Linked DNA regions of Homo sapiens: region 1 is linked to region 2. The links are chromatin loops, found by intact Hi-C in ENCODE. Cell type or tissue: HCT116. All regions are shown on one strand. Each heading gives the region's core, and the rest is flanking DNA. Links, peaks and the distances in the headings are about the cores only.

What was found. Hi-C counts contacts between places; a loop is a spot of excess contacts. Peaks named below come from ENCODE experiments on the same cell type or tissue, not always from the same donor. Only the 100,000 strongest peaks of a DNase experiment are listed, where the experiment ranks them.
Region 1: a loop joins it to region 2, with 9 times the contacts of the local background. A loop is called at or near these places in 2 of 110 quality-filtered maps.

The regions. Positions count from the first base shown.
Region 1 is chr11:44,349,053-44,354,427 of GRCh38, forward strand. No RefSeq gene overlaps it. Among named protein-coding and RNA genes, the nearest start is that of ALX4, 42 kb to the left of the region's middle. In HCT116, for the core only: a CTCF peak has its summit at 3,060; a DNase peak (open chromatin) is centred at 3,038.
Region 2 is chr11:44,536,091-44,541,465 of GRCh38, forward strand. It overlaps the pseudogene RPL7AP79. Among named protein-coding and RNA genes, the nearest start is that of CD82, 27 kb to the right of the region's middle. RefSeq lists a silencer at 2,535-2,594 and an enhancer at 3,705-4,311. In HCT116, for the core only: a CTCF peak has its summit at 2,573 (motif pointing left); a DNase peak (open chromatin) is centred at 2,531.

The DNA.
Region 1 (5,375 bases), core at 265-5,264, 190 kb before region 2:
TGCCATCTTTGAGGATGACAAACAGCCTTTGAGGAGAGAGTCACGTTTGCACACAGAAGACCACCACTTAACTTGTCCAAAAGCATTTTTATTTCCTTTGGCAATTTGTTTTCCTTTGGGTGAGAATAAAATGATGCAGGAGATTTGCATGCTCTGATATTTTTTCTCCCATTTCCCTCTTTCCTGTTTTCTGCCAGCCACTCCTTAGCTGTGCTGAGAAGTTGCCCTGAATGCACCCTCTAGTAGCTCTGGAAAGCTGCCTTATCTCTGTTTCTGTGGCCTGTGCAGGGTTTCAGGCTCAGCATCCCTCCCTGGAATGAGCCTGGCTGGTACCTGGTCTCTGGGCTTCCACTTCTGCTGCCTGGGATCCTTATGGTGGTCAGGATGACCTTGCAAGCAAGAATGCTAGTCTGATCCCACTGGCCCAGGCCACGTCTTGGACTGTCTCCTCCCCTCTCTTCCTCACCATTCTGGCCTCCTCCAGGCAGGCTTCCAGCTCAACACCTCTGCCTGGAATGCTTTTCTCCCAAATATCCATGTGGCTCCCTCACCTCCTCTAGGTTTCCCCGAGGTCACCTTCTCAATGAAGAAGCCTTGTCTGTCTACCCCATTTCAAGTGCTGCCCCTCCCCCAATTCTCCCAAGGCCGGCTGCCCCCAGTGCTTGATTTTTCTTCATCTCATTGATCACCTTCTGACCAGAGGTGGAGTCTCCAGCAAGCTGATGATTCCTAAGTTTCAGGACCCCTCACTGGTAGCTTCCAAGGCTTTGCACCTCAACTGATATTTACAATTTTTTATTCTTTTTTAATCTTAAAGAGTTCCTTACCCTGACATTATATGAGATCACTTCAGGCTCTGTGAAAGCCTGGATTTGCCTGCCTCTGCCTCTGACAACTCATCTGTTTTTATTTTGTTTATTGTGTCTTTCCCTCTACCATTAAAATGTAAACTCCACGAGGGCAGAAGTTTTTGTCTTTTTTTTTTTTGAGATGGAGTCTCGCTCTGTCGCCCAGGCTGGAGTGCAGTGGCATGATCTTGGCTCACTGCAGCCTCTACCTCCCGAGTTCAAGATCCTCCTGCCTCAGCCTCCCAAGTAGCTGGAACTACAGAAGCATGCCACCACACCTGGCTAATTTTTGTATTTTTAGTAGAGACGGGGTTTCACCATGTTGGCCAGGCTGGTCTCGAACTCCTGACCTCAGGTGATGCATCCACCTCGGCCTCCCAAAGCGCTGGGATTATAGGTATGAGCCACTATACCCAGCCTTTTTTTTAACTGTTTTATCCCCAGGGTCCAGAACAGTGACTGTACACAGTAGGAGCTCAATAAATCTGCTGAATGTATGTCATTCCCAGGCTCACATTTCTTTCAAGGGTTTCCCTTTCAGACTCCTTAACACCCCCATCCTTCAGCTTCCCTATTGTCTCGTACACTGGGATCCAGCCATCTTGCCCTCTTTCTGCTCCCAGATGTGCTAAGCTGCGGACTCAGGCCCTTGGAACACGCTGTTTCTTTTCTCTGGATGTTCTTCCTTTCCCCTTCCCCTCCTTATTCCTTAGATCTCTACTGGAATGTCACCTGCTTGCCTGGGCTCAGCCCAGCCCTGGGGTTATGTGCTCTCCAGGACCTCGGAGTCTGTCTTTACAGTGCTTGCTCTCACTGTCATGCACAGTCTCTGCCATTGGTGGTTTGGTAATTCATTTCCTCCTAAGGACTGTAAAAGCTCCATGAGGGTAGGCCGTGCTCAGCTGGGGTGCTGCGGTAACCCCAGCATAATCCCCGGCACTTAGGCCTTTTCATTGACCAGTAAATATCCGCTGAGGAAATGAGTGAATTAAAACACACTCGAGGCAAGACAGGAATCAGGCACAAATATTATCCAAATAAACAAAATCAGAATCCATGGCATGTCAGAGATGGGAGAAGGTTTAGAGATGGTCTAGTCTGCAAGTTGCAGAATGCGCTCTGCTCCCTCGTGCCTCTGTAGAGGTGTCCCCAAATCTGCTGCTGCATGTGTGCACATGTGTATGTGCATGTGCGCGTGTGTATGTATACATGTGTGCACACACATACAAGTGTTGCAGGGGGTGGGGCCGTCAGGCAGGCAAAAGAGGTGGCAAATGAAAACATCTCAGTTCCCCATTTCCACTTCAAACACAAAGAAGTTCTGCTTTATCTGTTTCTATATTGAACGTCTGCTTCCGATTTTGTTTGAAGAGAAATAGGACTTCCAGCCGAAATGAAATTTGGAAACTGACCAAATCCCTCCTCCCTATTTTATGGATGGGGAAACTGAGGCCCAGAGAGCAGAGGTACCTGCCTAAGATCACAGAGGGAGTGAGCCACAGGGCTGGGACATGCACACTGGGACACAGGGGACATCCAGCCCCCTCTGCCTGACTTTGGCAGAGCACCATTATTCTCAGCTGTGACCAGGTGGCTGAGCACCTGGATGTCCTGGAGCTCACAGAGAAGCTCCAGGGATCACTGGCACTTTAATCCCATCATGTGAATCAGGAATCATTTTCCTAGCAGAAGACATGACTTCCTGGATGCATACAGTAAAAATCACAACGTTGAGTATTACACTGAAGGGGGGAAATCCCAATATGGAAGACTAACTCTCTTCTGAGTCTTTCTGTTCATATTCTTTGGCTGCTTGTTCATTTATACAATTGTCTGGAGGTGCTCCTTAGAGGAGACACAGTAAAAAGCACCAAAGGTTTCAGGAAAATCTGTGGGAGCAAAACTTAAATGAGGCCATTTCTCATATATTTTGATGGTGGAACAAATACCTCTGGCCAAAGGGATCTCCATGGGGGAAGAAAAAAACATTATTTTTCATTGTTTTAAAAATAAATCTTTGTTTTCTGATTACAAAAGAAACAAGTACTTCTGAAAAAAGTAGAACATTACAGAAATATACATGACTTAGAAAGTAAAAGTGTTTCCATATTGTATCCCCCCCACCCCACAACCACGGTTAATAGTACTTTTTTTCAAACCTACCGAATGAGTGCCAGGTTCTGTCCTAGACACTCGGGGGCAATAGTGAGCAAACACAGATGTTGTGTGTGCCTTCACGGAGCGCATAGTTGAAAAGGGAAGAAATATAAAATCACTAAAAAGGAGAGATATAAAGACATAAAACTAGAGAAAAAGGCCTTGACAGGGAGGTCTGGGAGAGCTTTGTGGAGGGAGTGAAGCTGGAGTTGGGATCTGTTAAGTATGTGAAAATGGAGGGAAGAGTGTTCAGGAAAGAAGAGACAGCATATGTAATGGCCCTGTGGCAGAAGGGAGCAGACGGGTGTAGCAGGAGGAGCTGGTTCACAGTGAGGCAGCAGGAGGCAGCTGGGGTAGGGCTGCGAAGAACATGGCAAGATTGATGTTAAAAGCAAAGGAAACCATAAGTTGTTGTAAATAAGGGGGTGGATTATGATTAAATGTTTATTTGATACCTATTCTTTCAGTTTTTTTTTTTGGTGCATCTATCTATCTATCTATCTATCTATCTATCTATCTATCTATCTATGGCAAAACCCCATCTCCACATAAATACAAAAATTTATATATATAATATATATAAATTCATTCTTTAGCAGAACAGCCTAAGCAAAACAGATTTTTATTGGCTCATGTGACTGCAGCTTGATCGAAGGGCTCCAACATTATCCCCAGGACTTGGTTTCTCTCTATCTCTCAGCCTTGGCATCGGGTCTTCTGACTCTATTTCCTGGCTCCACATGGGGCCTCCCACAGCTCCAGGGGTAAAGACACCATCTCATCTTTCTACCCTCATCGCAGTGGAGAAGAGTGCCTGTCACTGCCAGCAGGCCAGTTTCAGCCCAATTCAGCCACATGTCACCCCTTGAACCCGGCACTGAGGTTAGGGGGATGTGGTGCTCTGATCGGCCAGGAGCAAGTCACATGCTCGGGAATGAGGCATGAAATCAACTCCAGTGGACCGGAAGCACATGGCCTGATAAAAAGTAAATCTAAGTGGTAAAAGTCAGAATAGTGGTCAACTCTGTTATGGGAGTGGGGGCAGAATTAACTAGGAGGGAACCTGGGGGTTTGGGAGGATTGGAAACGTTTCATATTGTGATCTGGGGCTGGCTATGCAGGCAGATGTGTATGTAAAAATGTACCAACTTTGCTGTGTGCAATAGAAACCAAGATTTAGTCCAGGAGCCATGACTAACACCTGTAATCCCAACACTTTGGAAGGTGAGGCGGGAGGATCACCTGAGGTCAGGAGTTCGAGACCAGCCTGGCCAACATGGCAAAACCGCATCTCCACATAAATACAAAAATTAGCCGAGTGTGGTGGCGGGTGTCTGTAGTCCCAGCTACTTGGGAGGCTGAGGCAGGAGAATCACTTGAACCTGGGAGGTGGAGGTTGCAGTGAGCCAAGATCACGCCACTGCACTCCAGCCTGGGTGACAGAGTGAGACTCCGTCTCAAAACAAACAAACAAAGAAACCAAGTGCGGTGGCTCACACCTGTAATCCCAGCACTTTGGGAGGCTGAGGCAGGAGGATTTCTTGAGCCCAGAACTTGGAGACCAACCTGGGCAACATAGTGAGACCCTGTCCCTACAAAAAAACAAAATAGAAAAACTTAGCTGGGTATGGCAGCCTGTTCCTGTAGTCCCAGCTACTTGGGAGGCTAAGGTGGGAGGATTGCTTGAGCCCAGGAGTTCAAGGCTGCTGTGAGCAATGATCCCACCACTGCCCTCCAGCCTAGGCCATAGAGTAAGATTCTGACTCAAAACAATAGTAATAATAAATAATAAAAAGCACCCGGCCCAAGAGTGGGGAAGAAGTATTTCCAGAGAAAAATTAAGATACTGTGACTAAGACAAGGGTGAATGAATGTTCATTATAGTACAGTCATATATGCATACATGTATCATACAGATACAGTTTTAACATGTGGTGGGCATTACAATGCACCCTCTTATGTAATACTTTTTTGCTTCATAACTCCTGGGCATTTGTTCATGAAATCCATGGCTTTATGGCATAGATTAATTTTGGAAGCATGCTTTAATCAGGCAAACGAGCTGTGTCTCCTCAGTGCTCCCTGCAGGAAGGGGCACTCCAGAAGCATGCTGGGGCCCAGCTCCCTTGAGTGACCAGTTGCCTGCAGACGATTGACGTTTGTGTGGTTGAGGACCTCAGACCTTGTTGTGCAAACTGGCTCAGCCTCAGAGCTCTGGGCCCGCTTCTCTTCTCTGGGAGCCCTCACCTCCTCAATTAGGCTTTCAGCTCTCTCTTACTCTGCCCCTGTCAAAATATGCCCTACAAAACAGAATATATTCTTACTCATGCTAGGTCGTTAATGACTAGGAGCCTGCAGTATTCCTTTTCC
Region 2 (5,375 bases), core at 124-5,123:
TTATGATGCAGAAGAGGGAGGAGGGGCAGCCCACAAGGACTCAGGAAAGCTCCGGGATGACCTGTAATCCCAGCACTTTGGGAGACCAAGGTAGGCAGATCACTTGAGGTCAGGAGTTCGAAACCAGCCTGGCCAACATGGTGAAACCCCGTCTCTACCAAAAACGCACAAAATTAGCCAGGCATGGTGGCGGGTGCCTGTAGTCCCAGCTACTCAGGAGGCTGAGGCAGGAGAATTGCTTGAGCCCGAGAGGCAGAAGTTGCAGTGAGCCGAGGTCATGCCACTGCACTCCAGCCTGGGCAACAAGAGCAAGACTCCGTCTCAAAAAAAAAAAAAAAAAAAAGAGATAGAGAGAGAAAAGAAAGGATCTAGCAATATGTATGTAAGGTGCTGGGTGCTTATACATTTTATCTCATTTAATATTCACGTGTTGAGGACATTTAATATTGTTGATGATTATATTCCTATCATCAACGACTGTTATTATCCCTGTTAGGGATGAAGAGACTGAGGGTCACAAAGGGGAAGTAATTTTCTCAAGGTCACGCAGCTGGGAGGTGGTGGAGACAGGAGTAGAACCGTCACCCACCCTGCGGGTTACCATCCGCGGGTGGGAAGGGTGGGTGCGCTGGGCTGAGAACTGGGGCAGGTCTCCTCCGGGCTCTGCCTCTGTGTTGCTGTGTGATCTCGACTCGGAGCTTCTTGCCCCTCTTCTGTGGAATGAAAGGGGAGCGAAGGAGGAGGGTGTCTGAGGGGCGAGAGATGAGCCTGGAAGAGAAGCAAGGGCGGGCAGGGGGGGCTGTGACCTCAGCAGGCGGGGTGAGGTCCCAGCTCAGGAGCATCCTGGGAGCTCTGGTGGACCTGGCCTGGAGCTAATTAGCTGCTGGGAGGGGAAGTGCAAGGGCGGCGACCTTGTGGGGCGGGCCAGCCTCCCGCTGGCCCTGACACTAAGCCCAGCACCCACGAACATCTGGCCCGCTTTCATGCAGGCCTGGAGAGAGGCTCTGTCTGAGGGTCAGAGGTGGGGTGCAGATTGTCAGGGAGGACCTAGCTCTGCCCTGGGAGTTATGGGACCTTGGACCAGTTTCCCCATCCATCCCGGTGATAGATGAAGCCGGCAGCCCCCTCCGTGGGCCCCCTTCCAAACCTCACATTCCCTGGGCCTGTGAGTGTGGGGAGAGGTCAGGGAGATAGGACATCCCTGGAGGCCTAGGGATGTGGGGCGAGGCCTGTGGGAGGACAGCTGAGGTGAACCGGGAAGAGGACTGCAGTGTCATGAAGACTTGTGCTTAGAAAGAGCCTTGTAGGTCCGGGTGCGGTGGCTCACGCCTATAATCCCAGCACTTTGGGAGGCCAAGGCGGGTGGATCACCAGGTCAGGAGTTCGAGACCAGCCTGACCAACATGGAGAAACCCCATCTCCACTAAAAATACAAAAAATCCATAGCCGGGTGTGGTGGCGCATCCCTGTAGTCCCAGCTACTCAGGAGGCTGAGGCAGGAGAATTGCTTGAACTCAGGAGGCGGAGGTTGCAGTAAGCCGAGATCACGCTACTGCACTCCAGCCTGGGTGACCGAGTGAGACTCCCTCTCAAAAAAAGAGCCTTGGAGAGCTAGCCCATGGTTTGAGCCACTTAGGATCACCACAGTGGAGGGGTGGCCAAGGGAGTGAGGTCCTTGTCCTGTCATCCTAGGCTCCAACGGCTTTCTTTGTCTGCCTCCGTGTCTGTCTTCCCCACTGGGTGTGGCAGAGTCAGGCCTCTACTGCTAAGCCTGAAAATGCCCGACTCAGGCCAGCCCCATTTGACAGAGAGAAAGGCCCAGAGAGGGGAAGGGACTTGCTTGAGCCACAGCCAAGGAGGCTGAGGGGACTGCGGTGACAGAGGAGCGCCACCTCCATCTCCCTATCCATGTAACTCCAGCGCGTCTGCCTCTGAGGAAAAGAGACCTGCAGCCTACCCGGATGTGCTCATGCCAGCGCAGAAGAGTGTGTCCAAGGTGTGGTCTCCCTGGACCACTGGCTCTCCTGGCATCTTCCGTAGGAACCTACGCAGCTCCATGTGTTCTTCACTCCTGGTTTCTCCCTTCTCAGAATTCCAGGCTGCTGAGTTTTTCATTTCGCCGTCCCTCAGAGAGGCAGAATCCGTGTGTTGGGGAAGTCTGGAGATGCCCCTGGACTTCCCTGGGAGGTGCAACTTAAAAACAAAGAAACAAAACCGCAAATCCAACGCCTATCAACTGTCAGGTGTGGCCTGACAACATCCCGATGTCCCGTCGTAGCAGGATTGCCCCCGCTTTGGAGGGGAGGAAACCAAGGCTCAGAGAGGAAATGGGCGCTCCTGGTGTCCCCCGCTGGGAGTAGAACTCAAGCCTGGAGGCTCCAAGCAGCCTGTGGCCTGCTCTGGTGAGGTTTTTCGCACCTCTCCCAGGGCCTCCTTCCTCCCCGACGCAGAACAACTCGGATCTGCTGGTCCCACGGCGTCCTCAGGTCTCATCGGACCGTCAGTGGGCCTGGACAGCAGTGAGCAGGGCCCAGACGGCCGTTTCAGAGACAAGGGCGACACCTGCTGGAGATAAGTGAGCACGACATGCTAAGGCCAGGGGCGCATTCACTGCCTGGCTTCCTTTCTCCCTTGATGGGTGTTTATTGAAGGCCTGCTAGATGCAGCATCTCCAAGGTGTCAGAGACACTGAATGAAACCTGGTCTTTACCCCACAAGAGATTCCCAGCCAAATATAGAAGGTGCATAGCAATAATTGCAATGTAAAGTATGAAAACCAATGGTTTTCACTTTTTCCCCGCTTTTAATCAGTGGAAATAAATTCCTGTGTGAAAATGTAGTTAATAGGCCAGGTGCAGTGACTCACACCTGTAATCCCGACACTTTGGGAGGCCAAGGCAGAAGGATTGCTGGAGCTCAGGAGTTTGAGACCAGCCTGGCAACACAGCGAAACTGCGTCTCGACCAAAAATACAAAAGTTGGCGGAGTGTGGTGGCATGCACTTATGGTCCCAGCTACTCCAGAGGCTGAGGTGGGAGGATTGTTTGAGCCTTGGAGGTCAAAGCTGCAGTGAGCTGAGATTGCGCCACTGCACCCCAGCCTGGGTGACAGAGTGAGACCCTGTCACCAAGAAAACCAAAAGCAAAATCAAAAAAAGTAATTGACAATAGTAGCCAACACTTAGCGAGCACTTACTGTGTGCTAGGCATGGTCCTGAGCGCCTTATTTGAATGAACTCATTTATTCCTCCCAACAACCCTTAGGAGGCAGGTACAACATTAGCTTCGCTTTACAGATGAGGAGACTAATGATCAAAGAATGCGAGTAACCTGGCCAGGGTCATGAAGCTTGAAAGATGCAGAGTCAGGTTTTGAATGCAGGCCGCCTGGCTTTGAAGCCTTGACCTTCATCTCAAGGTTATGGGACTGCCTCTCTGTACACCTGGTACAAGTAAGGCTTCTCTGGCAGTAGGGGTTGGGGGGATGTGAAGTTAGGAACCACACTTGCTCTGCCCATCCCCCACCTCCTCTGGATTCCTAAGGAACCATCAAAAGCTGCCGACCCCAGTGTGGAAATCAGTGCATGCATGACATCGATAGGTCTTAAGCAGGGAAGAGGGAAAATTCTTTTTGAAGGAGAATTTGTATCATTTTAATGATTTTTATGTACAGAAAATGAAAGTGTACATTTAACCCAGTTAAGTGGCAAGTTCTTTAACCTTTGCCTTTTCCAACTTGGCAATGCAAGCCATAGATTTGGGACCCAGGATATTGCCTCCCCAGTGACGACGGATATCATCATATCTGTCGTTGTAATTAGTCCTGACAGCTTCCACCAGCTTCATCAAAACTCCTTTGTCTTCTGAGTTAACCTGTGTGAAGGCAACAGTGGTGCAGGTCTTCCTGTGGACTGGACGTTCCAGTCTTGCCTTCCCCTTGATAATGCAATCAGAGACCCACATTTTACAATGCAGGGCAGGCAGGAAGACAACAAGCTCGATGGGATCCTCGTCATGTCAAGTGCTACTCAAAATGGTTAGGCCCATTGTCTCCAAGCTACCTGCTGAGAGGTGATCGGCCTAGCATGCACACTCTTCTCTGCGGGAAGCAGCAGGCTGGCAACCAAACGTCTGTTCACATGCAGTCATCACTGGCTGAGCCTTCTTGTTCTCCACCAAGGGGTAACGGTGTTGACTCCTGCTTGAAGGACAGGTAGTCTCTTAGTGAGGATGTCCCCTTTGCTGTCAGCTTTCTTCTCAGCCTGGGCCAACAGCCTCTGCTTCTACTCTTGCTTTGTCTCTGGTCTGTATTTGTGGGTCAGCTTAGGCAGCTGAGTAGCTGGTGGTCCAGGTCCTGGGTGAACTGGTTAATCACAGGGGGCACTTTCAGCCACTTATAGAGGATGGCTCTCTGCCGCTGCAACCTGATATAGCAGGGCCATTTCACAAAGCGGCTGAGGTCACTTTTGGGCTGGATGTCCAGTGCCAAAATTCTTAGGCCTTTTCTTAACAGAGGGGATTCACCACTTTCTTGGTCTCCTGCTTCTCCATGACAGCAGGGGCCGGGGCCACTTTCTTCCCCCTGCGCTTCTTTCCTCTTGGCATCTTGGGAAGGTGGAGGAGCAGAAGAAAATAGATTTATGTGTTGCAATGGTTACTCTAGGGGTGGAGCAAGGAACTCAAACCAGAAGCTGTGATCAGATTTGGGAGGTGAACTGGGGAGGGAGTAGAGGGCACAAGAGCAGAGGAGGAAGGATGATCTGTGTTCACTGAGGAGATCACGTGGTCATAAGCTTGATTTTTAACTTACTTGGAGTGAGGTATGTGTCTAATTTGTCTCTTGAGCCAATCAATTTATTCACAGCCATTTGTAGAACATCTACTATTCACTGTTCTCAATGCTGGGGACACAGTGGGAAACAAGGACATAGGTCCTGCTTTTATGAGGCTTACACTCTTGTTGTGGGAGGGGGTCTAATAATGACCTAATAAGTAAATAAGATGAAGATGGTGATAAATATCATAGGGCAGATAAAGCAAAGCAATGTGCTGAGAGAGGCCAACCCAGCTGGTTTGAATTCTTACGCTGCCACTGGCTGTGCAGATCTAGGAACTGAGTGTTTCTGGCAGAGGGAATGGCAGATGCAAAGGCCCCGAGGTGGGAAGGTGCTTGGGGCATTAGAGAAACAGAAAGTGTGACTGAAGCATGAGAGGAGAGGAGGTCAGACAACTAGGCGGGGGTTAGAGCACATGCCTAGAGAAAAAAAAAAAAGCTTTGATTTTTGTCCAGGGCAATAAAACACTGTAGGAAAGTTTGGGGCAGAAACATGATAAGGTCTGATTTGCATTTGTAAAGTATCACTCTGACTGCTGAGAG